Regions from separate parts of the Mus musculus genome. Here region 2 is linked to region 1. The links are chromatin loops, found by intact Hi-C in ENCODE. Cell type or tissue: left cerebral cortex. All regions are shown on one strand. Links, peaks and the distances in the headings refer to the core of each region. The heading gives the core; the rest is flanking DNA. Region 1 has its middle 570 kb from the start of Gm25985. Region 2 holds the start of Isl1 (ISL1 transcription factor, LIM/homeodomain).

The links. Hi-C counts contacts between places; a loop is a spot of excess contacts. Peaks named below come from ENCODE experiments on the same cell type or tissue, not always from the same donor. Only the 100,000 strongest peaks of a DNase experiment are listed, where the experiment ranks them.
Region 2: it touches region 1 in a loop (5-fold over the local background); 2 of 42 quality-filtered maps call a loop at or near these places.

What each region holds. Positions count from the first base shown.
Region 1 is chr13:115,673,329-115,689,871 of GRCm38, forward strand. No RefSeq gene overlaps it. Among named protein-coding and RNA genes, the nearest start is that of Gm25985, 570 kb to the left of the region's middle. RefSeq lists an enhancer at 13,291-14,712. In left cerebral cortex, for the core only: a CTCF peak has its summit at 6,455 (motif pointing right); a DNase peak (open chromatin) is centred at 6,451.
Region 2 is chr13:116,304,102-116,320,644 of GRCm38, forward strand. It overlaps Isl1 (ISL1 transcription factor, LIM/homeodomain), which reads right to left and starts at 5,587. Exons shown (of 6, transcript NM_021459.4): 1 at 5,294-5,587; 2 at 4,173-4,362; 3 at 1,117-1,376. The coding sequence starts at 5,321. RefSeq lists promoters at 5,384-8,101, 5,386-5,764. In left cerebral cortex, for the core only: a CTCF peak has its summit at 8,223 (motif pointing left); DNase peaks (open chromatin) are centred at 4,330, 4,757, 5,366, 5,615 and 5 more places; H3K4me3 peaks cover 279 bases.

The DNA of each region.
Region 1 (16,543 bases), core at 3,206-11,205:
GTCGATTATCAGGCATAGTAGATAAAGGGTAGGAATGAAAACAAAGCAATGTAATAAATACATTAATATATGCATTAAATACACATTGTGCATAACATATGCATGTGTATTTATACACAAACATACAGTTATTACAGCCTTTCTTTTTTGCTTTTTTATTAGTGTCTCACAAAAGCAGTTGACAATTCTGTTCAATGTAGTCGATTCGTTTAATTCATAATTATTTATTAAAGGATTTCTAAACTTCAATGGGCCTCACTCCTTTCACCTGCTTTTATATACTGTGCCCTTTGGCTTCAAAAATAATGAATTTCTCTTTGAGATTATGTCTTTTTTGTCCCGCGTGATGCTTAGCAGATGCCACCTGTTTCAGTGGACAGGTTGTTTGTTGTCATTAAAGCGCGAGACAAGGGACAGAGCTTACAAACACAGTTGTTGGAGTGTAATTACTTAAGCTCTTTACGGAGGTGGATCATCTCAGCACAATGCTCCCAGGGACAAAGTCAGACCAACCGTCTTTTACAGCATCAGCTGCTGCACCAAGTTTGGTGCATTGCCACAGACACCAAGTCTCTTTTGTTTACCAGGTAATTAACAGTAATGATGTCTTGCTGTTTGGCTTTGTTTCAGAAACAAGCCTCCTTCTTGGCAGATTTGGGTGGACCCAGAAGCTCCTGCCCATGGCCTGACTGTCATTAAGTACCAGCAGGCAATTCTAGGCTTAATTACCTCTCTGTTTTGTTCTTTACATCGGGCAATAAACATCCAGTCTAAAGGCAATTTGTAGGCAAGAGGGGAGAAGGAAAAGGAGGGGGTAACTCCTTTCCCAGCAATACATTCATCAAATAAACTAACTTAAAAAATGTTTTGACCTTGAGTTCTTAAACATTATTGCAATTCCAACATCTTATAGGGAAAAATCATTTTAAAGAAAGTTATTCGAATAAAGCACAACCCTACAGATAGGCAGTCTGTTTATGAAATATGAGGGAATTCAATTACCCATGAATGGATGAATGGCTTTTCCCCTCTCTTTGTCTGCTCATCATTGTTACTGTGCATTTCTTCGACAAAAGATATCAAAATAAACAGAAATATCTTCAATGAACTGTGAGCCTGCAGGTAAGTGGCACATGCAAGGGAGTGTGTTTTTCTGAGATGCATTTAGCATAGGTATGATTTATTTAATAACACACTATTGAATTTTTAGCAAAAATCACACCATAAAAGAATAAATTACTGCATAATAATGAGCCAACCTCTAAATAAAGCCTCACGCAGCTTTTGACTTTTTTTCTTACAAAAATAAGACTTCATTATGAGTCTTAAATGAAATTCAAAATAATTTTAGTTAAATTGAATTGACTATATGGGAACTATGTGCCATTGATTTAGTAATTATAATTCTTGAGCCCCACTGAAGGCATCGCAAGTTCATAATATTTTGTAAGTAATTTATTTTTCAAAGTAAACATTAGCGTGCAATATTTTCTAATGTCCAACATGTACTAGAGATCTATAAACACATATTAAATGTCAAAATCCTGAAAAGATAAAGGTGATTCTATTAGTTATAATTTTGATGTTATTGCATTTTTCACTGGACAGCAGCTTCTAAACACAAATAACCCATCATTTAAACACAAGTTTGCTTTTTCATGCCTATAAATACTTAACTATGCTACCAGATAGTATACAGTTTCCTTTTCCAGTTTCTAACATATCTGAATTAAATTATAGTCCCTTATATACCTGTCGAAGAGTTTCACTACAGAGATCATAAAATGAAACAATTTTATACAATCTACAACGAACTGGAAATTAAACCTTCTATGTAAGGTTTTATATAGAAAGGTAGGGACATTAGAAAAAAATGTAATTTTTGAAATCTTTAAGCACATTTATAACACATGCATTATTATTTGTTATCGTTCTTAACTTCCTACAACATAGTAAATTGATAATGTTTACATGTTTTGTTGATGCCTTTCAGATTTCATCAGATGAATATATTGCATGAAGGATGTGTGTGGCCTTTTGTACTACTCAAGAGCAAGAAGGGTGATGGTCTGTTGGCATTTAAACATACTTTCTCATTTTGAACTATCGTTTGAAAAATAAGTTTGCACACTCTAGTTATTTACCATCTTTGTTGTGGGCGGATTGGAGCAAACTCTCCAGGCGTTTAACAGTCCTCACCATACTAAACGGTATCAGATTTACTGTTTTCGTTACTATACTACTCCAGTCATAGTGAAGCCAGTAGACACATCCATGTTCAGAAGTGTCTATTTTTCATTCATCTCCTGCAGTTTTGACTTAGCACGCCTGCATTCATTCATTCCGCTGAAAGAAGAACCATGTGAACTATACAAGAGAAAAGTGAACGGGAATGTGCAGTTCATAATAATAACTAATATGACAAATGTTCATGTGTGATAAGATATTGCCAGTCTACCAGGATTTATCTGCAGGACTCAAAACACAAGGATGCTGATTCTCATCTTCCCGAGGTTATCACTGAGGCCACGAAGACCTTTCTCATACATGAAATAAATGCAACAGTCTTAAATTGAAACTCGATGAGCATGATACCTTTCTTTGGTTCATATCAGAACTCATTATTAATCCTAATTTTATTTGTGTAAGGGAAACATTGCAATCATCATTATCAAATTGTATTCTCAGCCAGCAGAAAATCACAGATTTTAGATCTAAGACTAGAACGTTTCTGACATGAGCCATGCCATGGGCCTGGTGTAGACTGGAAATGTGTTTGAGACCTGCATCCCTTCTCACACCCCCCCTTCATTCATTTGTTATGCCTTTAACAAAGAGTGTTTTCTGTGCTTACAACCATAGCCTTTGTAAAGCAGTAAAGGATACCATTTGCAAAGTGTGACTCTCCAGTTTAGTATGCACTCATGGCAAGGAAGTTTCTAAAATCACTTCCACTGCCAGCCATCTTTTCTCGACAACAAAAGATCTCGATCTTGTGATGTTTAGTGAGTAATAACAGTGATGTTTGCTTGTTTAATTCATGCCTGTGGGAATGAGCTCTTTAGACAAAAACTTGGACATTTTGAAACTTTAGAGATACAAGGTGCTGTTAATTTGGTCAGAGAAAGCCTGTACACACCAACAGCCTTAGTCACGGAACTTTTAGTAATTTCACCTGGATTGAACATGTAAAATCGAGGGTGACTCAGAGGGCCTTTACCTCTGGTCAAGCTCTTAGGTCAGGATAAAATTATGTAACGTCATAAGGACACTGCAAAACTTTTGTTAGCAGGAAATATTGGATGACATATGAGTTTTATTTGCAGGAACGTTGTCTCTCCTTTGTGTTATGAAGGTTTCTCATTTTTTTGTTCTTCTCTCTTTTTCATGGCCAAATTCTGTTTGAATTTTCCTTACACATCACAGAAAAGAAAGGAAGTGTTAATGACAGATATGATGCGAATCGGTGTTTCCTATCTTATTTTCTCCTTATTTCTCTGGGAGCTCCGGTTCAGTCTAAACCATCCTGTAAACCCTTATTTAGCAAAAGGAGACAGGATGGGGTTTCCTCCAGGCTTTCCACACTGGAATATTGAAATAGCAGGGAAGGGCAGAAAAGCCCATAATGCTTCATTAGTTAATTGTGCAGAGTACAGCTCTTTAGGAGTAAACAAGTGAAGGACATTTGCTGAATGGCCATCCTCCTCGTCACGCATATTATGGCCTAATGATGCTAGTAATGGCGGGTGGCTCCTGGAGAGTCATCTGTCAAATTAGCACATTGAATTATTTATTGCCTCGGAGTAAAATTGTTGAAAGGTAGCAGCTGAGATGTGGTTTGTATAAATCTAAAATTCAGGGGGTGGGGGGTAGGGAGAACAGCAGAAAATTCATACAGCTGCTTGAAGGGTATACTTGCTTTTAAAAAGTTGTGTTTAATTACAATAGACTTATTGGATAAAGCACACATGTGTGTGTGTGTGTGTGTGTGTGTGTGTGTGCGTTTCAAATCTTCAATGCTATTATTTATAGTATGCTGACCAAAAGCTCACCTTACTAGTTATTTTAAGTCTCCATAACTCATTTCAACTACATCATCACTGTAAAAACCAAACAGGGCATCAGTTGTTATTCGGAGTTGTGCCCAGGCTTTAACACAGGGAGTGTGGTTCCTGATGTCCACTTCAAATCCCTGTTCATGATTTCATGAAATACTGTGCTATCTAAGATTAAAAAAGAGAGAGATAGAAAGAAATAAAAATGAAAAGAAAAGTTTGTTGTTCTGGATCCTAGTGGAAAAATCTTCAAACTGAATTCATTATAAAACAGAATAAATATGGTAAGAATAACAAATTTGAAATTTAATGCCTTAAAAGACCTTGTTGAGAGAGTGAGAGAAAGAGAAAGGAGAAAGAGAAAGAGAGAGAGAGAGAGAGAGAGAGAGAGAGAGAGAGAGAGAGAAAGAGAAAGAGAGAAACAGAAAGAAAGAGAAAGAGAGAAAGAAAAGAGGTGTGGGACAAGAGAGAGACACAGAGAAAGAAGGGGGAAAGAAAGAGGGAAGGGGAAAGGAAGGAAGGGAGGAAGGAACAAAGAAATGGAGAGAGGAAGAGGACAGTTCACCAATTTCCATGGCCCTTATTATTTATTATTTTAAATAATAATAATCTTAATTAGATAATTATTTGGCAAGATTTGGAATTGATTATAAAAAAGGTCACTAATTTCAAATCAGCAAAATACCCTCATGTATTAAATGGTCTCATAAGTGGTATTTGAGTATCTGTCTCAATTTAAAAAAAATTATGAACGGTTATGTGCTGCTAAGGATACACACATGGCTTTTCATATTCTTTTTTTTTTTTTTAATCAGGGACAGCACAGTTTATTCTCAGTATGTCCTGGAGAATTTAGGAGCAGAGACCTTAAAATTTCTGGGCTGACCAGGGATCTTATTAATACTTTCCAAAAAAATGTTTTCCCCTTGAATAGGTAAAGGTGGCTACTGAATTAGTGGAAGAATCTTTAGGAGAATATAACACAGTCTTAATAGATTGTTAATTATAAAATTATACTTTGTTTCCCTCTACATGTCCCCTATCCCACACTTCCCATATCCATCCTAAATTCATTACTGTTCTCACCATCTCTACAACACAAGAACACCAAAACCATGCCTTATTGACCCTCGCAGGTAACAACAGAATGACTGAGAAATGCAAGTGTAGATTGCAGGGCTCAAGACAGAAGAGAAATGACATCCATCAAGAAAAGAAGGATTAGTGTCACATTTCACAATGCAGTTAAAAACAACCTGTTATTCGCAGATGAAGTTGAATTGTTTGCCCTTATCATTCTATTTTTGCCCCCAGGTTTATGCAATTTCTTTTATGGTTAAGTTATATTCATTCATGATTATGTGTATGTGTGCCTACCTGTGATTAAGTGCCAAGTGAGTGCTGGTGCCTACAGACTACAGAAGATGACATCATATTCTCTGGAGCTGTAGTTACAGGTGATTTTACACCTCCCACAGTGTGCTTGAGAGAGAAACTCCAGGTGTCTGTAACAGCAGTGTGCCCTCTTAACCAGTGAGCTATCTACCCATGTCTGCAGGTTATGTGGCTTTAAAGATCAGACTTTAGCCTGTTGCTAGTGGTTTCCATCCTGTCCATTGTATTTGTTTCTCTTCCACTCTCCTTCCTTTTAATCTTTGTCATTAAAGCTCTTCTCTCTGATGGACACTCTTCACTTAGATTCTGCACATTCTGGCATTTCCTTCATTTTCTTCCTTATCCAGATCTTCTAGAACCTTATCATTATATTAACACTGTGTTTAAGTCCACTTTGGGTTTCAAGTTGGCAGCAGAGTTATGAGAACTTCTATACGTATCCTTCTGTCCAATATGCTAAAGATAAGGTTGAGAATTGTTACACTAATCCGTTCACTCTTCAATGTGGAAAAGATTTCTTCTGCCTCATATTTATGTATTAAAAATAACCAATGATTTAACTATTCATATGAATATTCTTAATTACATTCTTAAGTGTTACATAAAAAGCAGTAGGTAAAAAATTTCCAGTCTATAAAGCTGTGAGCAGTCAACTTTTAAAAGAAATTTATTTATTTTTACCAGCATATTTATCTAACATAAAACATGTTTTCTGGATTGAGTCAGGATACCATCTTCTGATTCTGTAACATTTTAAAACCCTAAGACCTTCTACTTTGCCTTCTAAGGAGCTATACATATGAGCTCTGGGACAGGGGACAGGGACTTCTGGAGCTGAAGCATCTACATTTGTTGTATGGCTAGTATCCCAAACAGGTAGAAGCTTCAATTGAGATGACTGGAGGAAGTCCTAGCTGACAAACACGGCTGTGATTTATGAAGGATCTTATACTAAAATGAGGATATTTACATTCAAGACCTGAGAGAGCAGTCAGCTATCCAGTAGGTGGCAATCTTCCCTCAGGATACATGTCACACGGGGTCCTTGGATTTGGGATGCGCCTCTTCCTAAAGATACATCAAGAAATTTGTCCGTGAAAGTCCAAAGTTTCACAAGAGGTGCAAACCATGTATAATAAAAACATTCCCTTGTCCTTCTCGGGGTATATCTGAATCGCTCCACCTTGCTTCAAGAAATTTGGCTAGGAGGGCATTTTTATCACTAGGTATAACTATAATAGCATAATATTTCCATCATTTTTTTCAAATACCCAAGCACCACATATTAATTTTTTTTGCCAAATGTCAATTTATAGCATTTTCAAAAGAGTTAACAAGAACCTGGGAGATGCCACTACTCTTCCTTCAAAGGCAGGAAAATGACGTAAATTTTGTGGATGATTATCTGCCTTCTCATCATATCTATCTGACCTATTAAGGAATTTTGAAGGAAACAATTTTGAGAACTGTTGTGGAAAAGAACCACATGGTTTCTCAGTGTGAAGTTCTAACGTTCTCATTGTGAGTAATGACAAAGGTGATGTTCATCCTTTATCGGGGAGAGGAAGCTTAGAGGAGCTTATGCTGTACTCTAGCATCATATAATTGTCACAAAACTTTCTAGTGATGCCTGACATTGTTATTACTGCTGCCATTTTGGAACGTAAATGTCATTCTTTCTAGTAACCTCATAATCGTCTCTCCAAAGGCTTTGCTTCTGTTCTGTTTTGTTGTGCTTTGATATTATTCAAAAGTAACCTTGGAACTTTGAGCTATTTGGGGGGGGGGTTTAAAGGTTTATTTTCAACTAATATTGCCCATAATTATGGGAAGGAGTGTAATGCTGTAATACATGTAGGAACTGGGTAGCACTGTTTTTGTTGTGGTGGTGGTTTGTTGTGTTTTATTTTTTAAATGGGGCATTCCTTTGCAAACAAAGTGGATCTGGAATTTACTATGTAGTTTAGGCTCAGTCCTTTACTGTCAACATATAATCCTTCTACTGTCCAGCAGCATATCCAATGCCATTGCTCCTGTAACCTAGCACACAGTGACCAACTCTACTTTAATGCTCATATAACAGACTCTTCTTCCCTCACAAAGCCGACTCTCCTGATCCTCTGGTAGCTAGCATTTTCTCTCTCTCAATTTCTATAGGAAAATTCATTGGGTTTCATATGTAAGGGAGATCATGAAATGTTTGTCTTTCAGTGTCTTATTTCTCTTAATATTATTAATCCACAATAGATTACCATGAACTTCATGTGTGCTATCATAAATGATAGACTTCGCACTTTATAGTTGAATTATATCCCATTGTGAGTCTGTATCACATTTTCTTAATCTGTTTATCAGTTGAGGAACATTAAAGTAATTATTCTGCACTTGGCATTGGGTTCATAACTGTAGATAGATAGGGTAGCATTACACTGTTCAGTAATATTAAGGTCTTCTGAACTCCCAATGGGAGAGAGCTGTGCTTCTTTGCCCTATTGTTAAATGTGAAACATTTTAGCCACAACTGAGTGTGAAAGTGACATCTGCCACTCTGGAAAAGAAACATGACGTCACCACTGCAGTATTTCCCACTGCTGCTCCCCGCTCAACCTCTGCCTTTGAGTGATGTTGGAGGGGAAGCTAGGTCCTATTACAACAGATATGAAGCCTATGCAGGGAAGAGAGAGATCGTTGTGGCGAAAGACCACTGAGGTTTTGGATTTGTTTGCTTGCTTACCGTAACATGGACTACAGTATAGAAAGCTCTATACGTTAATAGTAAATTATAATGCAGCAAGATAGTAAAACATATGCTCAGTTACTCTCCATTTCTAGCGTTAAAAAATGCCTATAGTGTATGGCTGTGTACACGTGGCAAAGTGGTTATCACAAACCATAAAAATATTTTCTCACTACACAGAAGACCATTATAATTTTAGCTTCCCTTCCTTGCAGTAAAGGCTGAACTGTTTTGTTAACAAGGAACATATATTTTTAAAAGAAGGTTTAGAATCTCTTAATAAATGTTATTTTAAACCAATATCAGAAAATGAAATAGTTACTCAACAAACCATACAAAAGTTATATGCCAATGTAGGTAAAATATATTTATATATGGTCATTAATATAATGCTTGTTAGAGATTTAACAACCTAAGTATTTATATAAGACTTCTCAAATTTAGGAACCTTATTGAGAATTTCTAAGTGTAAATATGAAGTTATTTGAAAAGCCAAAAGCTTGATAATTTCCATGCAGTGAAATATTACTGTCTTGTGTTTAAACAACAATGCATGTATTTTAAGGGGAGAGAGAGAGAGAGAGAGAGAGAGAGAGAGAGAGAGAGAGAGAGAGAGAGAGAGAGAGATGCATTTAACCATGAGAAAGAATGCTTCCTTTAAAAGCACTATTTTCAGCCTCTTTTATTTGAAAGATTCATCAAAAATATTATAATTCCTTTATTCATCAAATTATTTTCTGTTTATTTCTAAATGCAGCCATCTCCAATTTAAAGTCTAGTACCTTTCTTCGATGAGATAAAGGAGGTAGATTTACTATCTTGAAAATTGATCATCATAATACATATTCTCGGTTTGTGTTGGGCATCTAAATCCTGTTTGATTACTCATCTGAAAAGCATTCATTATGTATCAGGAAATGTACATCATTTGGATGCATGATGGATTTACAAAATGAACCATCTTTACACTTTTAAATATTACCTAAACAAAGTAATTAATGACATTAACTAATTTATTAAGGACATTTTGCACAATGAACCAAGAGTCCTCCAAGTCTATGTTGTTTTGGAGAACTATGTGTTATCTAAGATGACTTAAGCCATCCAGTGATATGATTGACATATACAGATTTTATTCATAAAAGTAGAACTAAATTTACACTTTACTTAAGCTGAAATATTTCAGGTACCTAAATACAGAAAATTCTAATCTTTGAAATGTATCAAGTTCTATATCTTAGAAAATAATACAAAACAAGTCAATTAAGCCTATTAGACTAATAACTTAGAAAAAAGGGGTTATGTAGGAGGGAGGTTTTTAGTCACCTTTATTTCATGGATGTGTTGGTGAGGTGTTATATTTCACATATCAACATATTTAGAATTTATAATTCATATTTCATGGATATAGTCAGTTTTATTGACTCAGAAATTAATAATAGTTTTGTTATAAACCATGTATACAATTAAGTTGCATAATTATAATTTATAAAAATCTGTTTTTATTAAAGGATTTTTCTGATAATTATATTTTCAAGGATTTACATTAATCTCTTATTTTTATATCTTTAAGAATTCATATGAATACTACACTTATATTTTTCCTACTCTTTACACTCTCCCTTCAAAATTCACACATGTCTATCTACTCCCTCTCAAATTCACATGTTGTTCTTTCATTATTATTCTTACATATATACATACATAAATATATACACACATGTATATGTAACTACTATATCTACTTATTGTTTTTCTATTCACATGTATTTACATTTGACTAATTGACTAACCTGCCAGAAAGCTCATCCCTGGAGAAAATGGATTCTTCCTCGGTCACAATCATTTCATCTAGGTGTGGGATCTTATTAAACTTTCCAGGTCTATTTTATGAGTATCGTAGTGCTGCCATCAGGTAGGTCTTGCTTAGGAAACAATAATGTTGAGATTTCATGAGTATAGCTTCTTCTCTCATGTGCAGAAGACACTATCTAGGAGCAAATGCTCTGATCCTCTTGCTCTCACAATCTTTCTGCTCCTGTCCAACCAAGTACTGATCTAGAAGTCTCTTTCCTAAGGAGTATCTCTCCTAGTACCAGAACTGGTTACATTAGTTTCCAAAGGAAAAGCATAATCAGTAGTGGTGTGCAGATGAGATGTGTGTGAACCACAACAAGGACAATCATAATAAGATACCTCTTCAGGTGCAATACTGTTGCTTATACCTTGGTGCTAACAATAGCTGTTGGAGTGCTTGCTCGACAGAAGGAAAATGTACCTTGTACTGGATATGTAGCCAACTATCAGAGTCTAGTGAGGCCAAAGGTCTTGGGGGAGAATCTGCTATTGCCACTTTTGTTCTATAATTGCTAACTGCATTCTAAACATGTATTCTTATACTTACAGATAAGTGTAGCCCTTTCACCTTATAAAACACTATTTTTTGAAGAAGGAGTATGAGAAAGAGGAAAAGAAAAAGGGAAAAGAGGGAAAGAAGGAGGAGGAGGAAGAAGATGGTGTTTATTAAAAGAGAGTGTCAACAGATCAAAGTGCAGGGCACAACTGGGATTGACCATGGGTTACAAGATCCAGTTGGTATAGTGTCTGTAATATTGGTCCAATTGTTTCTTTAGTTTCCTATGCTACACCATCTATTTTGTATTATTCATGTCTGGCAAAAGTTTCTGGTGAAAATGAACTCAAAAACTGTGTTATTTATATAAATATAAATATATGAAAAACATCAGATCTGTTTATTGCATATCATGCAAACTTTATTAAATTCAGAAAAATATAAATTGTCAAAGCCACAAAATAAACACACAATAGAAAATTTAATCTATTATTTTTAATAATTGAGCCTTTTAGTGAGTATACCTATAACAGCATTGTAATAATCAAGTACATAAACCTGCTAGACTGTAAGAGTACAAAGAGGAAAGTGTTGCTATACCTTAGTAGTAGCATTCAGCCCGTGGGAGGGAGGTACAGTGAGTCCTCATTGCAAACCAGTTGCAGACCAAAATCAACATTAGCCAAGGCATCACTGAAGGCAGACTTCTCCACGAGAAGCAACAATTTTTAAAAATACCACTTTATAAAATTTAAATTAGCAGGCACCATGCCTCAGGGTGGACTAGACACAGAAGAGAGTCCTTGTAGATAGATAAACAGCTTTGTACTGCAGATTACTGTACTGTACTAGAATACTATGAGCACATGGGTCTGAAGCAGGTATATGTGTCCAGTATCTAACATTCTTCACAACCTGGATAGATCCAGGTGATTTTATGCATTGTATTACCCTTGATGTTAATAGCTTTGCCTTATTGTCCTTAATGTAATAAGTTAGGCTCTGAATATGTGCCTTCCTCCATGCTCTGTAGTATAATATGTGAAGAATATAATTTTTTATTTCTTGTATTACAACTTGTGTTTAAATATTTCCCAGCACTGATATAACCAACAAGTCAACAATATTTCCAAATATGCACATTCTTGATTTAACAATTGAAATGAATTATATGTTACATGTAATTTAATTGAATGCAAGAAATAAAAGTAAATTTTAGATTATTAAAAAGTTGTAAGAGTCAAGCAGATTTAAACAATTTTTATTAATGATTTTACTTTAAATTGTGAGAATAAAGCCTGAAGATGTTTAACATGTTATAACGCATCGTTCAATACTTCCTCTTTCTTGGGTTTCAGTGGCTGTGCACAGCAGCATATCAGCTGAGAATTATATGATGAACAGGAGCAGCAGATCATAGTAAAATACTCCCAAATTCTAAAATGTTGGAAATTGCTTCCTGCCATGCCCAAAGTTAAATGCCCATTAGATCATTGTAACAATGTTGAAAGTAACATCTATGAATAGAAGTCTTAACATATTACTATGAAGGACCACATATAAACAGGATAACTAGTTACAAGTTTAGAGAATCTGCAACACTAAAAAAAAAAAATGACAAGAAACAACAAATAATGGACAAGAGAAAAATGCAGTGTGTTAGAGTTGAATGATGCTGTGTTCCTGCTGAACAAGGCTGAGTAGTGGGAGTAACAAAGAGAAAGTGTACATTGAATGATGCTCTGTACCAGATAACACCACAAAGGAATATGCTGAAATTGCAGATGGGTCAGTGTGCATTGTCTGAGTAAAAGGGAATATTAGTTGAAACAGTTTCTGATCTATGCTTCATTTTTCAAACTGCACAAGGAATTCTGCTTAAGGCACAGCATTCGTTCATATTCTTCACCTTGAAGTTCATGTGAACCCAGTGGATTTGCTCCTTTAGGAACTTAGTGCCTGACAAATACAGAGGTGGTTGCTCTCAGCCAACCATTGGACTGAGCATGGGGTCCCCAATGGAGGAGTTAGAGAAAGGACTGAAGGAGCTGAAGGGGTTTGCAGCCCCATAGGACGAACAACAGTATGAACCAACCAGAACCCCCGAGCTCCCAGGGACTAAACCACCAACCAAAGGGTACACATGGAGGGACTGTGGCTCCAGTCACATATGTAACAGAGGATGGCCTTGTTGTACATCAATGGGAGGTGAGGACCTTGGTCCTGTGAAGAGGGGAATCCAGGAAAGGTGGATAACATTTGAAATGTAAATAAAGAAAATATCTAATTTTTAAAAAAGGAAAAAAAAAAAGAACTAAAAAAGCCACTCCCATCATCCATGGTCCATGGATGAACATCCACTCAATGGAGCAAAGATGAAGATCTATTAGATCTATTATACAATTGGAATGTCCCCGAAATTGTAATATTTGAGTTAAATTTGGCTACTAAGGATTCTGTGACCTCAGTGATATTTGTTGTTGTGAAGACTCAACCGTCTGCCATCCCTGTACTCGTTCTTACCCATTTGGCTGTGGAAAATCTGTAGAATGTAAAACTTAGACTGTTGGGAGATGCGAACTTTAAATTTTTTCAGGAAATTTTACTGAAGAGTAGAACTACTTATTTGATTCTACACTGGAAACTCAGGGCTGGGTTTACTGGCTGGGGAATAGAGAGAATCTTGGGAAAATCTTAGGAATGAGATAATTGGGGAAAGGATAGCAAAGACTTGAGTCCACAGTTTTTGACTCCTGTAACTGGATTCTCTGCCCTTTCCAAATGTACAAGAAAAAGAAAAAAAAAAGAAAAGAAAAGAAAACACTGAATTCACATCAAAGTCTCTAGATTTTATGCTTTTACCAGTTATGGGTAGTTCTTGTTTGATACTTTGTAACCTTTTATCAGGAAAAGTACTTTTTGGAGAAAAACCCTTAAATTTAACACAAAATCTAATTCTTCTTCTCCTATTGAGGCTGGGGAGAGTGTGTCTTTATTAAAGTGCATTTCTACAAAGAGATAAACATTTTTTAAAAAACAAGCATGAATGGAATCCAGGATAAAATGCATCCATTTGTACAGGAAAATAGCTTTTAGTGAAGAAAATGGCACAAATTCATCATATGGAGGAAAAAAATGTCATTTGAAAGCTGATTTTCAAGACCAAAAAATGTAGAACATTTAATATATTAGCTTTTACCTTCTCTAGATCTATAACTTTTTTTAAGCCAAAGTATCATTTTCAGTCCTTTAGAAAAACATCACCAATTAATTGTTCTTATGGATATAGACATTTTCTAAACTAGTTCAAAGCTTTCAATGTAGCAGCTTCACACACACACACACACACACACACACACACACACACACACACACAATGGGCTTTGAAAATCATGACATACAATGGGTATTTTCTTCAGCAATAATTTTACCAGAGCATTTCAATAACTGAATGAAACTTGTTCACTTTACAAAATAGACTCTCATATCAGTCCCGCGAGCTTTTTGTCTTTCTCGTGTTAAATGCAGCTCAACATGCCATGACACACAGCTAATAAAAGGGCATCTGTCACAAGGGACTAAGTACCAAAATCAACAATTTGCATAGTGAACAAGGTTTATATTGTGGTGACTCATGTCGCCGGGTTCGGAACAATGGGATGAACAGTCCCTTATGGCCTCTGCTAAGCACTAGACATGTGGCCTTAGAAAAAGAAATCCCCTCTCATCCACTTTTTCCACAGTGGTGCTTTGTTAGTTCACAGCAAGGGTTTGACTTCATGCCCTGGTCTCTGTCTGAGAGGAAGTCCAGCTCAATTCAATTTGCATCCCCTCTGCCTTTTAGTAATGAAGCAGCATCCATCTGAGCAGGCACCAGGATAATGCAGAGCAGATGGCAGAGTTTTGTCTAATTAGATTCTGGGAGGCCTGTTTGCTACAGTAAATGTGCGTGCATTTGCTTATTTCACACTTATTTCAGTAACAACAGTTTAGTAGAGACAAGATACAAATGAGTACAGGTAGATAGCCTCACTTAAGATCTAATTACTACACATCCATAATTTTAATTCAATTACTATTCTCTATCATCTATTTGGTTAATTGAAGGTAGGCTCTTTGACCTAAAAAATTGTACCTTATGAAAATTATTTTATTTCCCTCCTTTTGTCTTCCCAGATATCTCTCTCTCTCTGTCTCTCTGTCTCTCTGTCTCTCTGTCTCTCTGTCTCTCTGTCTCTCTGTCTCTGTCTCTCTGTCTCTCTCTGTCTCTCTCTGTCTCTCTCTCTGTCTCTCTCTCTCTCTCTCTGTCTCTCTCTCTCTCTCTGTCTCTCTCTTTCTGCTTGTCTTGTCTTTTCTTTTCTTTTTGGTTGCCCCTAACTTACTGGAAAGCTAGTATAATCCCAAATACTTAGAGTTAATTTCATAGACTAATTAAGTATTTATCATATAAATTCCAATCCCTAAAGGGCTACACTATTTGTTCTACCATCGGGTTTTCAAAATATATATTTCAGCATCTAAAAATATTTTTAAAGGTTTGTGTTGCATGCTTGCTCCTCTTAGTATTTATCATTCCACTACCCTGCTAGGAGGTTGGCTTGGTTATAATTGTTATCTTGCCTGGTTGGAAAGTCGCTGAAGAAAGAGCAAACCACCAGGATTTGGCAGCCTTGGTCCTGAATTACAGGGGTAGAATATTAAAATTCTTATCACATCCTTGTTTCACCTATTTGGAATTGTGTTAGTTTCCTGAACATTTTACACACATGCACACACATAGTGAAAGGGGGAAGGGGAAGGGGAGGGGAGGAGGAGGGCGAGTGAGAGGGGAAAGAGAGAGAGAGAGAGAGTTTGCTAGATAAGTGTATTTTGTTCTTTCCCAGTGATCCTTCTGGACTCCTTGTTCCCTCTAGTTCTTCATATGAAAACATTTGATTCTCTGATTCAAAAGGTGGTGATGCATAGCATATTTAAATAAATTTCTTGACACTAGGGGTTTAAAACACATTATAGAGTTATACAGTAATAAGGTCTGTACCTAAAACAATCATGCTGCCTTATGTTGAAGCATTTATTATGAGAAATTTCTGGATGGAGTCTTATCACAGAGGCAGTGGCCCACTCATGCTTCAAACGAAAGATACATTGCATTCGCCCAGATTTTTTTTTTATTACGTATTTTCCTCAATTACATTTCCAATGCTATCCCAAAAGTCCCCCATACCCCCCCCCCACTTCCCTACCCACTCATTCCCATTTTTTGGTCCTGGCGTTCCCCTGTACTGGGGCATATAAAGTTTGTGTCCAATGGGCCTCTCTTTCCAGTAATGGCCGACTAGGCCATCTTTTGATACATATGTAGCTAGAGTCAAGAGCTCCGGGGTACTGGTTAGTTCATAATGTTGTTCCACCTATAGGGTTGCAGATCCCTTTAGCTCCTTGGGTTCTTTCTCTAGCTCCTCCATTGGGAGCCCTGTGATCCATCCAATAGCTGACTGTGAACATCCACTTCTGTGTTTGCTAGGCCCCGGCATAGTCTCTCAAGAGACAGCTATATCTGGGTCCTTTCAACAAAATCTTGCTAGTGTATGCAATGGTGTCCGCGTTTGGAAGCTGATTATGGGGTGGATCCCTAGATATGGCAGTCTCTAGATGGTCCATCCTTTTGTCACAGCTCCAAACTTTGTCTCTGTAACTCCTTCCATGGGTGTTTTGTTCACAATTCTAAGAAGAGGCACAGTGTCCACACTTTGGTCTTCATTCTTCTAGAGTTTCATGCATTTGGCAAATTGTATCTTATATCTTGGGTATCCTAAGTTTTGGGCTAATATCCACTTATCAGTGAGTACATAGTGTGTGAGTTCCTTTGTGATTGGGTTACCTCGCTCAGGATGATGCCCTCCAGGTCCACCTATTTGCCTAGAATTTCATAAATTCATTCTTTTTAATAGCTGAGTAGTACTCCATTGTGTAAATGTACCACATTTTCTGTATCCATTCCTC
Region 2 (16,543 bases), core at 4,214-12,213, 630 kb after region 1:
GAATTGCAGAGCAGCTAGAAGAGGTGAGTTGGGGGTTGGGGAAAAGCTGTCATTTTCTCACCTCTGGTATTTAGTAGGAGCTGATGGCTTTATACTAACGGGGATGGAGGGATGGAGACCTGCTTCTGACTGGAAGGCAGGGAGGAAACAATGTTCTGCTGTCTGCCGGTCTTGGTTTTAGCCAACCTTTGTGTTTCCACTTTCCTTTATGGGCAACTGGTCCTCTGATCTCCACGGTACAAATCCCACACCTTCCACGCCCCCCTGGGGTCAGGCCAAACACCTATGGGGTCAATTTAGAGCTACAGCTACAGGCTTGGAGATGAAATTCTCACCAAATCACGTAGAATGAATGGCTTAAAGAGGCAGGCTCCTTTTTAAAAGGCAATTACTGCAGATTAGGCTGTTGACAGTTTTAAGTTACAGTCCTGTGCAGTGCCTGCAGTTACTGACACTGTATCTTTTAGGGACATGGGGGTTTTTGTTTGTTTGTTTGTTTTGTTTTTTGACAAAGGCATAAAAATAAATTTTAAAAAGCTTTTGGATTGGAAAGTAAATCCCAAGGGGGGGGGAGAGAGAGAGAGAGAGAGAGAGAGAGGGAGAGGGAGAGGGAGAGGGAGAGGGAGAGGGAGAGAGAGAGAGAGAGAGAGAGAGAGAGAGAGAGAGAGAGAGAGAGAGAGAGAGAGGTGGGAAGCTAAATGCCTTGGGGCTGCTTAAGCTTCCTTCGCAGGGCTAGGGAGGAAACTCCTCGAGACCTAGGGCTCCACCCCTTTAATTAGGCGGCAGCTAGGAGAAAACCTGGCAGAGAGCTGAAGCCCATTTTCAGTAAGCTATGGGTTAGAGGCCAAAGTAAAGCTGACAGTACAGTTTGGGCTTGTGTATACATGTGTGCACAAGCGGGGTATGCTGTGTACTTGTATATAGACAGACATTTAGATGTGTGGTTGTGCCGTCAAGGCAGACGACGAGTGTATGGAAATTTGCTAGAAAGGCAAAGAGCACGTGTGGTTTACTGCAGGCCACTTTCTGCACCACTGTGTGACCCCTAGGTTGCAGGAAAGAAAGGTTATGATTTAGCCCCGCCTGCCTTTTCTCAGCCTCTGGGTGGAGGAGTACCTGCCATTTGCAGAGGCCGCGCTGGATGCAAGGGACTGAGAGGGTCTCCAGCTCCCAGGCTGGCTCTCTCCACCACATCGTGGTCTGCACGGCAGAAAAGCCCATCCTCCCGCAGGGCGAATTCGTCTCCCGGGATGAGCTGTCGGCTGCAGGCTACACAGCGGAAACACTCGATGTGGTACACCTTAGAGCGGGCACGCATCACGAAGTCGTTCTTGCTGAAGCCTATGCTGCACTTGGCGCATTTGATCCCGTACAACCTGAATGAACCGGCCCCGGCATGGGAAGAAAAGCACACACACACACACAAAAATGGGTGATTTCAGGCAGGTTCTGTCCCAAGATGGCCAGAGACCCGGGCCATAAACCTGACCTGCCTGGAAAAAAAAATAGCAATAGCAAAGTTGGGCAGAATATAGAAACAACCCCACCCCCTTCCTCCCTCCTCCCCCTTCTCTTCCTCTCCCTCCTTCTTCCTTAACCTCCCCTTTAACAAGGGGAACCTTTATGGTGAACCTCTGTGTCTGTCTAAGTTTGTACCTCTTAGTTCAGGCACTCAGCCCAAACCAAGGAAAATTTATTGATGGATTCTAAACCTCGAACCAGCCTCTGGTACCAGTCTCAGGATTATTCTTGCAAATACTTGCAGGGAGGGATTCAGGGGACATTAGTGGCCAGTAGCCCTATGCTTTCCATTCTCTATCCCTCAATTTCTGCTACTAAAAGTATTTCTGAAAAAGCACACCACCACCACCACCACCATCATCACCATCAACAACAAAGGTGGGGAAGGGGACTGAGGGTCACCCCACTCCATCTGAACACACAAAATCCCAGAACGCAATAACAAGATGAAGCACTAGAGAGTTTCCAGGTCCTCTCCAGTGAAGGCCTTCCAGTATTTATCCAACTAAAGATTTTCCACGGGGCTCTTGTTAATGGAAAGTTCTTTCTCCATTCTTCCTCTTTTATTTTAATGCCCAGCTTCTGTTCCTCCAACCAGTCTTTCCTCGGTTCCTAAAGCATGTACCTCTACTTCAGTTTGCCTGGGGGACAAGGCTAGCAAGACAAATGGACAAAAAAACAACAAAACCAACCCGCACTGCTAAAAGCTTCCTCCCCTGTCAGCCTTTCCTTACCACCGCTCAGTCCTTATAGTCCTTATAGTCCATCCACTGCTTCATTGCCTGGATATCCCTCAATAGCTATCAGTAATTTCTACATAGAGAGTGAAAAAAGATAGGACAAGATCCACACAAAGGAGGTGGCATGTTGCTTCCCCAATGAGAGACCTTAAAATAAAAATGGTCACTCTACCCTGCTTTTACAACTATAGATCCTCCAAAAGGGTTGTGCATGGGTGTTACACACACACACACACACACACACACACACACACACACACTTACAAACATGCTCCCAGGCGGAAGAGAAGAGAAGAGAAAAGGAAAAGTAACTGAGTGACTCCATCTGCAAATTGACAGATCCGGAATGAAGCAAGTCTGTATACAAGGGAGGGAAACAGTATCTTCAGAGGCGTAAAGATGCTTTTGGAGTTTCAAAGTAGGTTCTCCCTTCTCCCTCTCCAGTGTCCCGAGAGCCCACACCAGCCAAGTAAAAGATGAAAAGGGATTATTTCTCAGAGGTTGGAAGACAGACTTGAAATTTTTTTTCCTACCTTCTGCCTCTCCAATGCAAGATCATCCATTTTATAGAAGGAAGACTTACTTTGCCGGGTTCCCAAACCATTGACGAAATCCCTCCCCTTTCCTGTATCCCACTTCCTCCCATTCTCCTTGTCATTAAAACCAAACCAAACAAACAAACAAGCAAACCCTCCCTAGTATATTGTTTAATTTTAGCTATCATGAATATATCCTCCAATCTATGTTTTTTTTAAAGCAAAACAAAACAAAACCGAGGGAGGGGCATTATTCCAGCAGGAGAAAAACTGGTGGGGCTGTATTTTAAATCTTAACTAAACTTTAATGAAAGTTCTGAAGCTCCAAAGCGCTTTATGGCTTAGGAAAAGCCGATCACTTGCCAATGGCCACCTCTGAAATCTAAAATCGGCTACATTTCTGCCATCGCCAGCCTAACAGTGAAGGGGAACAGTATCTTGCTTTGTATTAGAACAAACACATTTTCCTTTAGAAATTCTACCAGGCTTTCTAAGGTAGAAAGTCAAGTTTCTGATATAAACTGGTAGGTCAGAGAAACTTGAAATTAGGAAAAAAAAAAAAGTGCAACAAAAGCCAGCTCAGATCCTCCTCCCTGGTTTTGGTCTTGTCCGTCAGCTGATTCCCTCATTTTATCAGTTACTAGATTTTAATGTGAGAAAGGAAGCTGTTCAATTACCTAAATATACCAATTGTTCGCAGACAGATGATGGGCAATTTGATCTGCTCTGTCTAATTCATCAGCCCAGATAAGATAAGAAAGAAAAGGCAGTTAGATATCACCAAAGGGTTAATATTTAAAAAGATTAAATTTCCGGTGGTTTTTTTTGGGGGGGGGGCGTTAAGGAATATTTTATTTTGGTTTTAAAATTTTTTATCAAAGGAAGAGTCACCCCAAAAGTAAAGGGAGCAATGTTTGTACTTGTTCTTCAAAAATCCTTTGGTGAAACTTTTGTCTGTTTATTTGGAGCCCCCAAAATAATGTAAGTCATTGATAAAACAGGAGAAAAATAAATAAGATGATAAACTATACAGTGAAAATAGAATTTTTAAAGTTTGAAACCCTAAACTTATTTGCCTTAATTTTGTTGTTGTCCTTAGGGAAGTTTAAAGAGGGAAATAATCTTTTGTATGAAAAATTCAAAGAGTCATTAACAAACCTTATCAACAAAAATTTATGAAACACAGCGACACCCCACCCCCCAAAGATATGAAATGAACAACAGTTTAATTTTAAAAACATTTCTTGTACACTGGGCACTCTAAAGTAAACGTTCTCCCTCCCTCTAAAAACAACAAAACAAAACAAAGGCACATCAAATAATAAACAAGGAGAGCCAAGAAATCTCAGAAAATAACCCTGTAAAAATGGCATACCTGATATAATCTCTTTTACAGTAGGTTTTCCCATCCCTAACAAAGCACGTACAGCTTTCGTCCAAATACTGATTACACTCCGCACATTTCAAACATGCTGCATGCCACTCCAAATCCGGAGAAACCCTCAGAATATACTGGTCGTGAATTTGATTGCCGCAACCAACACACAGGGAAATCAGACGTTTTTCTGAAATGAAAATAAATGCATGATTGACTAACCGTTTACTTCCTACAGAGATAAACACACTTTTAGTGTCGTTCTCTTATAGGGTGTATTCTGGAAGAATTTTTTTCTTTCCCTTTTTTTTTTTTTCTTGTTCTTCCCTTAAAGAGTATTGCACTTTGGGATGGTAATTGGAGTGTGCCATCAAAACCTTGACTCGCTTTTTTAAAAAGGGAGGTGGAATATATGTAAAACGCAGATTTGAATAGTCTACATTGTAAGCTTAGCACGCAATCAAACCCGCTCATTTTGTGTTTTCTCCCTCCTCCCTCTTTGCTATAATCATTAGGCAAGATTATGGATAAGTCATGTCAAAGAAAAGGTTTTGACTAGAAGCGTTAAAGCAACGCTGGGATGTCTATATTTTCCGTGAAGCACGTTCTTCAATAGCACGCGGGAATGGATATTGTTAGAAGAGTAGACATCAATACAGTTGTCACTCGCTCTCTTTTGCAAGTCTAATGCTAATTCATATCTGCCGGTGTGGTTTGTGCAGGCAGACCTTTGCTACATAATAACTTCTCCAAGAGCTCCGGAATCCGGAGGAGGAAATCACCGCTAAGCACCGGGCAGGCGGCTAGAGTTTGGGAGGGCACAGAGCATTCAAACACAAGGTATGATCAGTTTCTCAAAGATCGGAATTCACACCAAACATGCAAGCTGCAAGCGTGACAAGAAGAAAACACACACACACACACACACACACACACACACACACACACACACACACACACACACAACAGCAGCAGCAACAACAACAACAAAAGGACCACCTTCTCTTCTGTCTCTCCAGGCAGTGACTACAAATCCAAAGAGCCCTGTCATCGGTGCCTGAGAGAGACCCCCCCACACCACAACAGCACACCAAGCCCCACAAGGTTAAACCGCTTCTTACTTTTTGGTGGATCGCCCATGTCTCCCATATCTGTAAGAGGGAGTAATGTCCACAGTGAAATGGTGGTTGGACAATTGGTGAATAGCCCACAGAGAGGATGCTGGTGCTGTGGCTAGGTGGCAAATAGTGGCCCCCGGGGTTGCCAAAACTGGGGGAAACAGCTGCCCGGCTGCGCCGCGCCCTCGCAGATCTGGGAGTCCGATTTAAGCCGGCGGAGTTGGCAGAGCGGAGGCGCAGCAGCAGCGGCGGACTCGCACGGCTCGGGGCACCTCTCTTCCTTATCTCTTACTCAAACTTCTCAGCTCCAACTCAGCTCCATCGCCATTGGTCTGACGCAGCGCGCGGGGACGTCAGGCGAGCGCCGCGCCCATTGGCTGCGGGGCGCGCGGCGCAGCTGTTCTGATTATCATATTTCAGCCCCGGCGCCTCCGCGCGCCACTGCCCGCTCGGCGAGCCCGCAGGAGAGGATTAAGCCTCCCGAGGCCACGTCGCTCCTTGGGCGCCGGGTGGCCCGGGTCCCCGGCCGCCGCCTCCTTGTCCACCACCCCCTCCCCGCGCCTTCCCGGACGCGCCGCGTCGTGTCCTGGGGTTCCAGCGCCGCGGGCTCCCCGCGGACCTTGGGCTGCGCTGAGCTCGGGGCTCCCTTTTCTGCCGCCCGTGGCGAGTAGCTGGTGGGTAGGTCCTTCCTGTGAAGCGGGTCCCTACCGGGCTCCAGGAAAAGGGGGGCACTTGGAACGGGCCGCTTTCCTTCACTGACTCCCGTGCTGGCGCGCACAGCCCAGGGCTGGCCAATTTCGCTGCCTGCGGGAAGGGCGCATCTGCTGGAGCTAGCAGCGCGCTACGCGTTAGGGGACAAACCCGGAGTAGGACGGTTAGACCCAAAAGAAATGGGTTTTTTTATGACTTCGTTTTTGTGTTCTTTTTTTTCTTTCTTTCTTTCTTTTCTTTCTTTTTTTCTTTTTCTTGCTACCGTGTTGACCCTGTTACTCCCCAATCTGAGCTCTCCAAAGACTTGGGGTGGGAGGAAAGGGGAGCTTGTCTCCCTAGCGGACAATCGGGTTGGAAACGCAAAGGTCAAACGAAAAGGTAAAACGAATTAACTCCGAGGTTGGTTCCTTTCCTCCCGACCCGTGAGGTCTCCTGTTCAATTTTAAGTCTAGCATGAAAGTGTTCTAATCTAGAGTCAGAGTGCAGGACCCTAAAGTTTACGGGGGTGGGGTGGGGTTGTCCATGTCTGTCTATGGATCTGTTGTCCACTCTTTTTTAAGGCAAAGGTGCACTGGGCCCTTAAACGGCTTGGTAATTATAAGCGCAACTTTACAATATTCTCTAGAGACTTTTAAATCTTTTAGTATGAAGGCGTGAGCAGGGAGGGTCTGTTGCAAAAGAAGAGTGGGGCGCCTACTTCCCTCCCCTGAGGTTAGCTTTCTAATTTGTTTCCTCTGGGGAAGCCATCTGGAGGAGATGTTGGCTGCATCTCACCGGTAACTTTTGCCAATAATTTCTTTCCTGATTCCCCAAAATCTACAGTCTTTCAGAGGCAGTTATTAGGGGACACACAGAATTCCCACACTTCTGCCGGAGCTTCTAGAGGGACTTTGATCAGAGAGAGAGAGAGAGAGAGAGAGAGAGAGAGAGAGAGAGAGAGAGAGAGAGAGAGGCTACAAACAGAATCGTAGAAGGGTTCAGCTTGTTTTTTTTTTTGTTTGTTTGTTTTGTTTTGTTTTGTTTTCCTCTTAGAAGAGCCAGAGGTTAGGGAACTCCTTTTTGTGTTTCTTCCACCAGATCTAAACCATGATAAAACCTGTGAACCCCACCTAGGCCGCAGTGGCCGAGTTAGAAAGCCTGTGACTTTTCAGAGTACACACAGAGAGAAAAGAGGTTAAGAAGCAGGAGTGGGTTTTTCCCCCCTTTCTTGTTTTGCTGTTTTCTTTAAGAAGGCAGATGGGAATCTCTTCCCTTCCTGTTCTTTTTTTTTTTTTAATTATAAATTATTTTGAAGTCCGTGAGCAGGATGGAAAGTTGTGTAGACTCCGGTTAACTTTACCGGTTGGTTGTGTTTTTTCCTTTCAACCCCGGTTTCTGCTCTCTGACATCCTATGTGTGGTATCTTTTGTCAAGCTGCTTTTGCCAAGCCCAGAGAAGCAGTTCCCTCCGTACAAGGGCATGCTACCCTTCTATACAGCCAGGTTGACCATGATTTAAAAACAACAACAAACAACAACAAAGATAAATAGGGGATCTGAACCAATTCTATTTCTTCACGCTATGTTTATAATGTGGCATCTAAAAGAAGCATCAGTCTAGTGACTTGAGACCCACAAAGGACCCTCACTCTTCACCCTTCCAAACATATACAGGCATTCACCAAAACAATTAGTAATGTTTTAATTCAAACAACACATTATTACAAAGGGTCGTTGGTCATAGCAATTCCAAGTAGAAAATCTAGCGTACAGTTTGGGAACAAACTTTCAATGTGAGCAGGTCTTCCACAGCATTCACGACACGTTTTCCTTTTTTTAGTTCAGGGCACTATTGTAAACAGGCATTCATTCCCCTGGTTCTTAGACTGATAAAAGCCAGGATCCATGCAAAAGCTACTCCACTCAGTGGAAGACGCTGGAGGGAACTCAGTAATAGTAGGATCGGGTGATGAAAGTGCTCTGAAGATCTGTGTGTTTGTGATTATACAATTTGCATAGAAATCGAAGTTCCTGCTGCTGGCCACAATGTTTCCCTTTACCCAGAGATTCTCATATGACCACAGATTTTTTTTCTCCTCCTCCCCTAGTTGATTGCTATGTGTGTATTTAACACATCAAGCGTATCTGTAAAGTTGTCAGTGTTTTTTATAGAATACATAAAACTGATTACATAAAAGTGATTAGCAATATTTTTCCCCCTGAGCATTTGATTACAGGGGCGACCTCTTGTGTTCAATGAGGGATTAGACACTCTCCTGTCAAAATTGGACTTCTTGTGACCTTTGTATGCTGCTAGGTCAAATATCTGTCCTTCAAAACAGCAGGGGTGCGAATCTGTAGTTTGAGCGCCTTCATTTTGAAAATGAAGTAATGAATGAAATGCATAAACTGTTTCTTCATCCTCCCTCACCTATATAAGATTCCAGTGTCTTTGTACCATAGAGATACCCGCTAAGCTTACTTAGTAAGTTTCTCTTGAGTCTGTAGTATTTGCTTACATGACTTGGAGCACAGTTCCTGGCGCATGTTTGTTCCTCCTGAGCTCCCTGCTGGTCCATTTAAGACCGTTCTGTTTATCTGCTCCTGCTTTCTTATTTCTGTTTAATTAAGACGGAAACATTCCACATTATATTTAAAGTCAGACACAGATCCCTGAACATCATGAAACCACACCATTTTCCAAAAAGAAAAAAAAAAAGAAAAGAAAAGAAATTGTAGTATGTTTTAGCTGCCATTGGAAAGTAAATTCATACTCAGAACTTACTTATTCTCTAATGTCTGGCAGATAAAAGAGAATCCTAAGTGTTTCTTTGAAAAATCTGTATAATGAGAAAAGCTATGCTTTTCCACATAAATAATATTGAGCACAAAAGGGAGGCTTTCTTTGGTCATTTTTTTTTTCCTTAAGCAGTGACTACGTTCACTTATTTACTCCCAGGAACCAGAATTTGGTTCGAACTAGTAGAACAACTAGGCTTCCACTTTTAATGAGCAATCTATTCAGATGGAAAAGTGTAACAAAGGATATATTCCCTTCACCTTCATAAACACATAATTTAGGGGTCGGAATGAAACACGGAGGTGTTCATTCAGCTCTGAAGAGGACAAAGAATGCATGTGTACTCTTTCCTACTTTTTTCTGAACAGTCTCTGAACCATTGGCATCTTTAATCATGTCCAAAGATCAGACAAAACAACATGCTCTTAAAGGGAGTCAGGATTAGCACTTACGTTCCATGGGGAGCTGGATGGAGATGCTTAGAGCTAATTTATTTCTCTTCCAGTTGCCTGTGGCTTGTTGGGGATCTGGGGAGAGACTTCTCTGATTTCACAGGGAGGGAGGGAGGGAGAGAGAGAGAGAGAGAGAGAGAGAGAGAGAGAGAGAGAGAGAGAGAGAGAGAGAGAGATCCCCACAGAGAGATCATGTCGGAAATTATTATCCCTTTATTCGTCCCTTTTTTAATATTTTGCTAAGAAAAAGAAGCAACACCGCTAATAAAGGTAGCTGTTAACAATAACAAACCTTCGCTGTGATTCCCATCTTATCGCCTAGGACTCCTACTGAGAATATAGTTGTGTTGAGTGCCAATTACTAAAACAATCCCAGTGAATTAGCCAGAACTTTCGTCTCCCGGCAGAGGCTCCGAGCCTGCATTTCTGAGTTCAGGTGGTTGTTTCTGTCATCAGCATTCCTTTCTCCGGAATCTTTGCCGGCCGGCCGGCTCCAAAGGCAGTGATCTTGTGCGGTCTGCTGCTCGGCTCTCAGCCGGGATAGAATTGCACATTCCCGGCAGCGACGAAGCCGCAAACCTCAGATCAGTCCTGAGACTGAGGAGCCCAAGCTGAATGTTGTGAGGAGCTGGGTCAAGTGAGGACAGAGATTTGCCACCTTCTTTACAAACCGTGCTTCTGGAGGTATTTACTGCTTTCTCTTAATCGGGGAACAACCCTTTTCAAAGGAAATCCTCCGCTTCCCCTCTGTAACTATTGAATGATCAAGACAAAATTTAACCGAGTCCTGCCTAGGAACCAGAGATCATGATGCACTAAGAGGCTTGGCTCAAGTTGGCCCAGAACCCCACCTTTGACAAAACTTGCTCTAAGTGTATTCTTCCTTTAAGTTGATGGAGCGAGCCTACGTGGCAAAGGAGCTGTGGGCTCCGTAGTTGGGTTGTAGTCTACTAGATCTGCTCCAAAGCACTCACCTTGCCGCCCAGGTCTCGGAGAACCCAGGAGCAAAGTAGCCTCATTTAGTTGAGGAATTCATCAAATCCAGCTGATGGTCCTTTCACAAAGCCCGGACCATTTTTCCTCTTCTGCAGTCTGTCTAAGCCTCAGCTCTGAATTTAGAGTCTCTGAGTTGTTTTACCTTAGCCTCGGGAGGTTTACAGCGAGAAGGAGCGGGGGAGGGGGTTGGGGTGGGATACCTCAGAGGTCAAAGAGGTGGGGGAGGAGTCGAAAATTACGGGCCTGGGCTGGAGAGGGAGTTGTCAAGCTGGGAAACTACCAGGGTTGAGTAAAGGCAACCTTCCCTTAGGTTTCTATATCAGTGTGGGCAAGACGGCCTCCTAGGGCTGGGGTTGGCTGCCAAGGTGATGTCAAGAGTTACTCCTTGGTCCTTTGAATTAAGCTGTCTGTCGGCTAAAGCATGTTGTGGCGGGTGGCATAGCTGAGGTTCCTGAATATGGGTGCTTTTTTATTTATTTTTATAAAGGGGGCAGGGAGTCATGGGTGCACTATCAGCAGATTCTGGGCGCCTGAAGGAGTTTGGGGGCAAGAAAAAGATCTTTATACCCTAGTAAAATCTGAAATCATTTTGAGGAAAGAGATCATTGGGACAATTTTTTAAGTTTGGTGTGTGTTGCGCCCCCCCCCCCCCATGGAGGTTAATAAAGGGGTGAAGCAGCTCTTGTTGAGAATCTTCTATGCCTCTAGATCCACACTAATAAAACGCATCGCTTTGAGATTTCACACAGAAAGAAGGATATGTCCAGCCCTGTACTTGATAAATATGAACAGGGTACAATACAGGAGCTAGAGAAAGTACCCTGTTCATATTCATCAAGTACAGGGCAGGACATATCCTTTTCTGTGTGGAATCTGAAAGCGATGAGTTTTATTAGCTAGAGAAAGTACCCAAGAGCTGAAGGGGTCTCCAACCCTATAGGTGGAACAACAATATGAACTAATCAGTACCCCCCAGAGCTCATATCTCTAGCTGCATATGTATCAGAAGATGGCCTAATTGGCCATCGCTGGGAAGAGAGGCCCCTTGGTATTGCAAACTTTATATGCCTCAGTACAGGGGAACACCAGGGCCAAGAAGTGGGAGTGGGTGGGTAGGGAAGCAGGGTGGGGGGAGGGTATAGGGGACTTTTGGGATAGCATTTGAAATGTAAATGAAGAAAATATCTAATAAAAGATGTGGGAAAAAATATGAACAGGGAAGAGAAGGGGGGGGGGGCTACAGGAGACGGCTCCTTTAGAAAACAGCTTTACTTAATCAAATGGACTGAGTTATTAACAGGCTCCAAAAGGATGACCGGCCCCGAGATGCTGAGCAAAGTGAACTTCATTGTGCTAGATGAGATATAAAGGGAAATATCTAAATGGGGCACGAAGATGTGCCTGCTTCCCGGTATGGGCTGTAAACTGGGAGACCCTCCAAAATCCTAGGCATGCAATGTGAGCTTATAGATGCTACCTTTTGAGTAGGCTGAACATCCAGACTTAACACACCCATGCTCCATTATCCAGCTTTCCCCAACATGAGCACGAGTGTGGAAAGGAATGATCTGAGACAGTATTTTAGCAATGTCACAGACTGTCACATTCACATTTCCCACCATCGCTGGGGTCTCTGCTTTTCCTGAGAGTACACTTTTAAGAAAACCAACGAGATATGTATGTCTTGGTAGCAGCTTTTGGAAACGATATACAGTACATTAATAGCACTGGAACTTTTACATGCATATCTGAATATTAAAATTTTCACTCCGATGTTGGTGTTAGTTGTATCTTTCTTATATTTGTCTTATTCAATTTATTAAGCAAACATTTTCTCTGGGAAAGGAGAACGGTATGCAGCCCATGCTCAGATGTTAGGATGCATGGATGTTATGGGGGTGGGTATACATAGCCACCAGATCCAGACAGCTGGTATCTTTGTTGATTTAAGAGTTCCTTGGCCAAAAGGTAATACTTACCTTGTGGCCATTTTTCAGTCATCTCCTAACATATCTGATACACCTCTATTGTAAAAAATTTAGTCTAGAAAACAAACAAACAAAAAAAAACCAACAAAAACCAATTTTAATTAGAAAGATTCAAAAGATGCCTATTAAAGCTTTCTTTGGCTCTATTTATAGGTGGTATGTACCTCACAATCTGATATGTAAAGATATCAAAAGTATGCAGCATTTCCTTTAAGTGTAATTATGAAGTAATTATATGCTAATGATAGTGCCATTTTACTTTAGAAGATAGTTCCATAGAGGGGAAAAAAAAATCAAGTGCTCCTTCTAATATGCATAACCTTCTTCCAAGAAACTAATTGGCAGACTTAAAAATTATATTCAAATATGCTTTCATGAAGAAAAAAGAACAATATTTGAAACTTCATTAACCCAGGACCAATCAAAGAGCATGATCTAAAACTAGATGTTAGAAGTCAATGCTACAAGGAAATACACTTCTATGTTACACACATTTGTTTATGCACAAAAATTACACATTATAAAGTTGTGTACTAAATGTGTTACTGCTTATTATTCAGAAATCTTTAATTATGCCAGCAATAGCTAAAACATGAATAAATTCTAAATGATGCTTAAGGGCTAACTATGAACTTAACTTTTGAGATATGACAATATCACATGATCATTATTCAAATGTAAATGTTACAATAAAATTAATATAATGCTAGTTTTTATCACTTCAAAATTTATAAGAAGTTGACATAAAATAAGTAAGCACTGTGAATAGATTTGCTTTCTATATTGCCTAGTAGATATGTACCCATTATTAAAATATAGTGATAGTGGAAAGATTTCTGTGTGTAACAATTTGTTTTAATCATTATTATCTGAGGGTTCAGTCGAGCTAGAAGAATACTGCCCTGGGCAGTGATGGCCTATGCCTTTAATCCCAGCACTAAAGAGGCAGAGGTAGGTGGATCTCTGAGTTCAAAGCCAGCCTTGTTTGCAAAAGCCAGGACTGGGCTACAGAGCAAGTTCTAGGACAGCTAGTGCTACACAGAGCAATACCCACTGTCTCAACAAACAAAGAATCTTAAAAATATATGATGTGTATTCTCACTTGATTGAGCCTAAGTTAATGTTTTGCTTTATATTAAGAATCTCTAGCCTTTCCCTAGAGAGTATGATAATCCCCAAAGAGCCTTACATGCTAAACTTTATTGATATTGGAAGTTTTATGATTGCTTATAAGTAGTCTACAGAACTGCTAGCATGCAAACTTACTTTAGAATGTTCTGTTCTGTGGTTTTGGCCTGGTCTGGTCAAGGGGCTTATTACTGCACAGTGTTCTATTTTGTGTTATATGATTCATTGGTGACAAACACCATATGTAATATCACTGGTTTTGAATTTTTACACAGTATATGCAGAAGTATAATTCAGATCCTAACACCTTGTTTCTTGCATCTCTTGAAGTGCGATTAACTATCCAAGTTACTCAAGCCGTGGAAGTTCTGTGTCTGTATGTGACTTTGGCTATACTTCAGTAGTGCAAATGTGTTCCATTGGAAGCTGCTGTCTGTGAGGAAGGGACACGAGCATCTTTAAACGTGGAAGAAAAACTTAACTGGATGGAAAAAAATCAAACTTTTAAATATAGTGCTGGAGGAAGTATTGAGTTTTGGTGATGTTATCAAACACTAGAAGAAAGGATGAGAGTAGATTTAAGAGGAGAGAAGTAGGTTAAGATGAGAGAAGTGTTTTGTTTTATGGAGAGAAAGAGAAAGATTATTGAGAAAGAAACATCAGGTACAACTCAAAGGGAACAAAGAAAGGGGTGGCCCTTGTTGACCCAGCTTCTCCTGGCACAGTGTGTCCTTAAGAGGGAAACTCGGATCTGGGACAGATTATAGATAGAGGCCAAAGGAAAAAAGACAGAATTTATAATCATTTTCATTTGATGCTTAAAACTTTAAAAACCAAAGCTAAGGGTTCCTTTTGCAGAAAGTAGATTATTGGCGGGGGGGGTGGGGTAGGGTGGGGGAATTTAAAAAGTTTTATTGTTGATGGAAATGTATTACACTTGCATCTTTTATGAAAGACAGATTCACTGTTGGTATGAGGTGCTATCACAGAAAACATAAACAAGAAGTACTAGAAATACCATAATGTGAAATTTTATGATACTTTATGTACCTAAATGGAACAAGCAATAGGATTCCGGACTCAGAAAGAGAAAAGTCCAGATGTGAAGAGGAATCTGGAAACAAACAAAACAAAACAAAACAAAACAAAACAAAACACCCCAAACCCAATGACTTCAAAGTTTCCCAGAGTTTTTATTAGCCTTTGCCCTTTTTGCAGATTGGATTATAGCACAAAGTGTAATTCAAATATTTGGCACTGCTTATTTAAACCACAACAAAAGGGGAAAGGTGTTGTGAAAACACTGCTCGTGATCCAAATTATGCAAAGCGACTTGAGGAGCTCCCAGCAGCCAGGTTATCTTAGCAGTTCTCATGTGGCCTCATGAGACTAGCTACACTGCTCTGAGAAGAACAGACTTGCTAACCAGGAAGGAGGAACACTGCGCATACACCTGTAACTTGGGGAAAAATTGGAGTGTCTGGTGTCTCAGAAAGGTGGGATATAGTTGTTCTTGTAGAATGTGTTCTGCACATAATAGAGTCAAAACGCCTGCACATGTGCAGAAATAAACTAGTCCATAAAAGCCTGACAGGAGGCAATGGAGCTCTATAAAAGGGCGCACCCATCCAAAATCTGGCAAGATTTGATCAGTGTCTGCTATGGAGAAGAAATATGAGACTAACCAAACCAGTGGCAATAGCCACAACACAGCAGCCACAGAAGACAATTGATTGGCAACTAATCATAGTAAAAGACCAAGCAAAAGAGATAATAGTTCCTCCAAGCTTGAATTCTTTATTCACAGGTTTCAAAAGTATCTTTAAAGCACATCTAGACCGGCTAAGGTTGAGTCATTTAAAAAAAAAATGTAAAGGTTGAGAATGTCTAGTGGTGGATGGAGAACATATAAGGATCTTTTAAATATTAAGGTATTAATTCACATTTCAACGGTGCAAATACTCCTGAATAACACAAAACAATCAAAATTGCATTCTCTGCCGTGTTCATGGCATGCACTTTGGACTAATACCAGTTTATGAATATTACTGGTTGCTATTAGGCTGTGGCTCTCTGGGGCTGTCCTTCTAATGTATTCTCCCCTGTGTTTCTAGATTTAGCACTTGGCCTCATTTTATAAGCTCTCCTCATTGAGATAATTTGTGTAAGCAAACACTGGATACATGGCCGTCTTTGGAGGACTGAATAGGCAAACTCTTAATATGTGTAGTTTACTTTCTTCAAGACCACCCAAACCGAAAAAGTAGCTCCTCCTCCAGTGTCTGTCCAGTCACCTCAATTACCTATAGGAATGATTTAGGAATGACTCTTGGACAGTCAGGGAGCGTCTGTGGTTTCCAAGGGTTTTGTTTGGAGGTTTTTAAGTCCAGTGCCAAAGCTATGTAAAACTATATATAGGCGATTTCTTCTTTCAGTTCCTTTCCTATTTATGTGATTATGAAACTGTCAAAAATCTGTGTGCCAATTAAAAGAAAAGGAAGAGGGCCATTGAGATGGCTTAGTATATACATGGACTTGATGCTAAGCCTATGAGCCGAGCTTGGACCCAAATGGTGGATGGAATCAAGGACCAACTGTCCTTTGCCTGCATTCACTCAGATGTCACCTGATGGTTTGAGGAAGTGTTCTCTTGAGCACATACACGTCTTCCTGCCTTCCCTGGCCTTGTCCTGTGGGAGCAGCCATCAGTACTATTCACATTCCACTTCTTCACAGCCCCTGGACACCACCATTCTCAGGGATCCAGAGCTTTCTAGATTGCTTACTCATCTTTCCTTTTCTGACCCATAAAGATATCCTCCTTCCTCCTTCTTCAGAAGCTTACATTTCTGCATGCTAATGCTGGAATTTGACCTATATACAGCCATATTTGCCCTATCTTTAACTGCTGGTGTTTCTTTGAGACAAAGAGAAGGGGGAAAGAAGTTATTTAAATTTGATAGGCTAAAAGACCAGGTTTATATCTCTGCATGGAATTTGGATTTAAATCTTGAAAGCTCCTGACCAGAAAAAACGATTGTTGAGTTTTATTGTAGCTCATATATGTGATATCTTTCTTTGTTTGTTTGTTTCTTGTTTTTGTTTTTGTTTTTCTTCCAGGCAGGGTTTCTCTCTGTGGCTTTGGCTGTCCTGGAACTCTGTAGATCAGGCTGGCCTCGAATTCAGAGATCTGCCTGCCT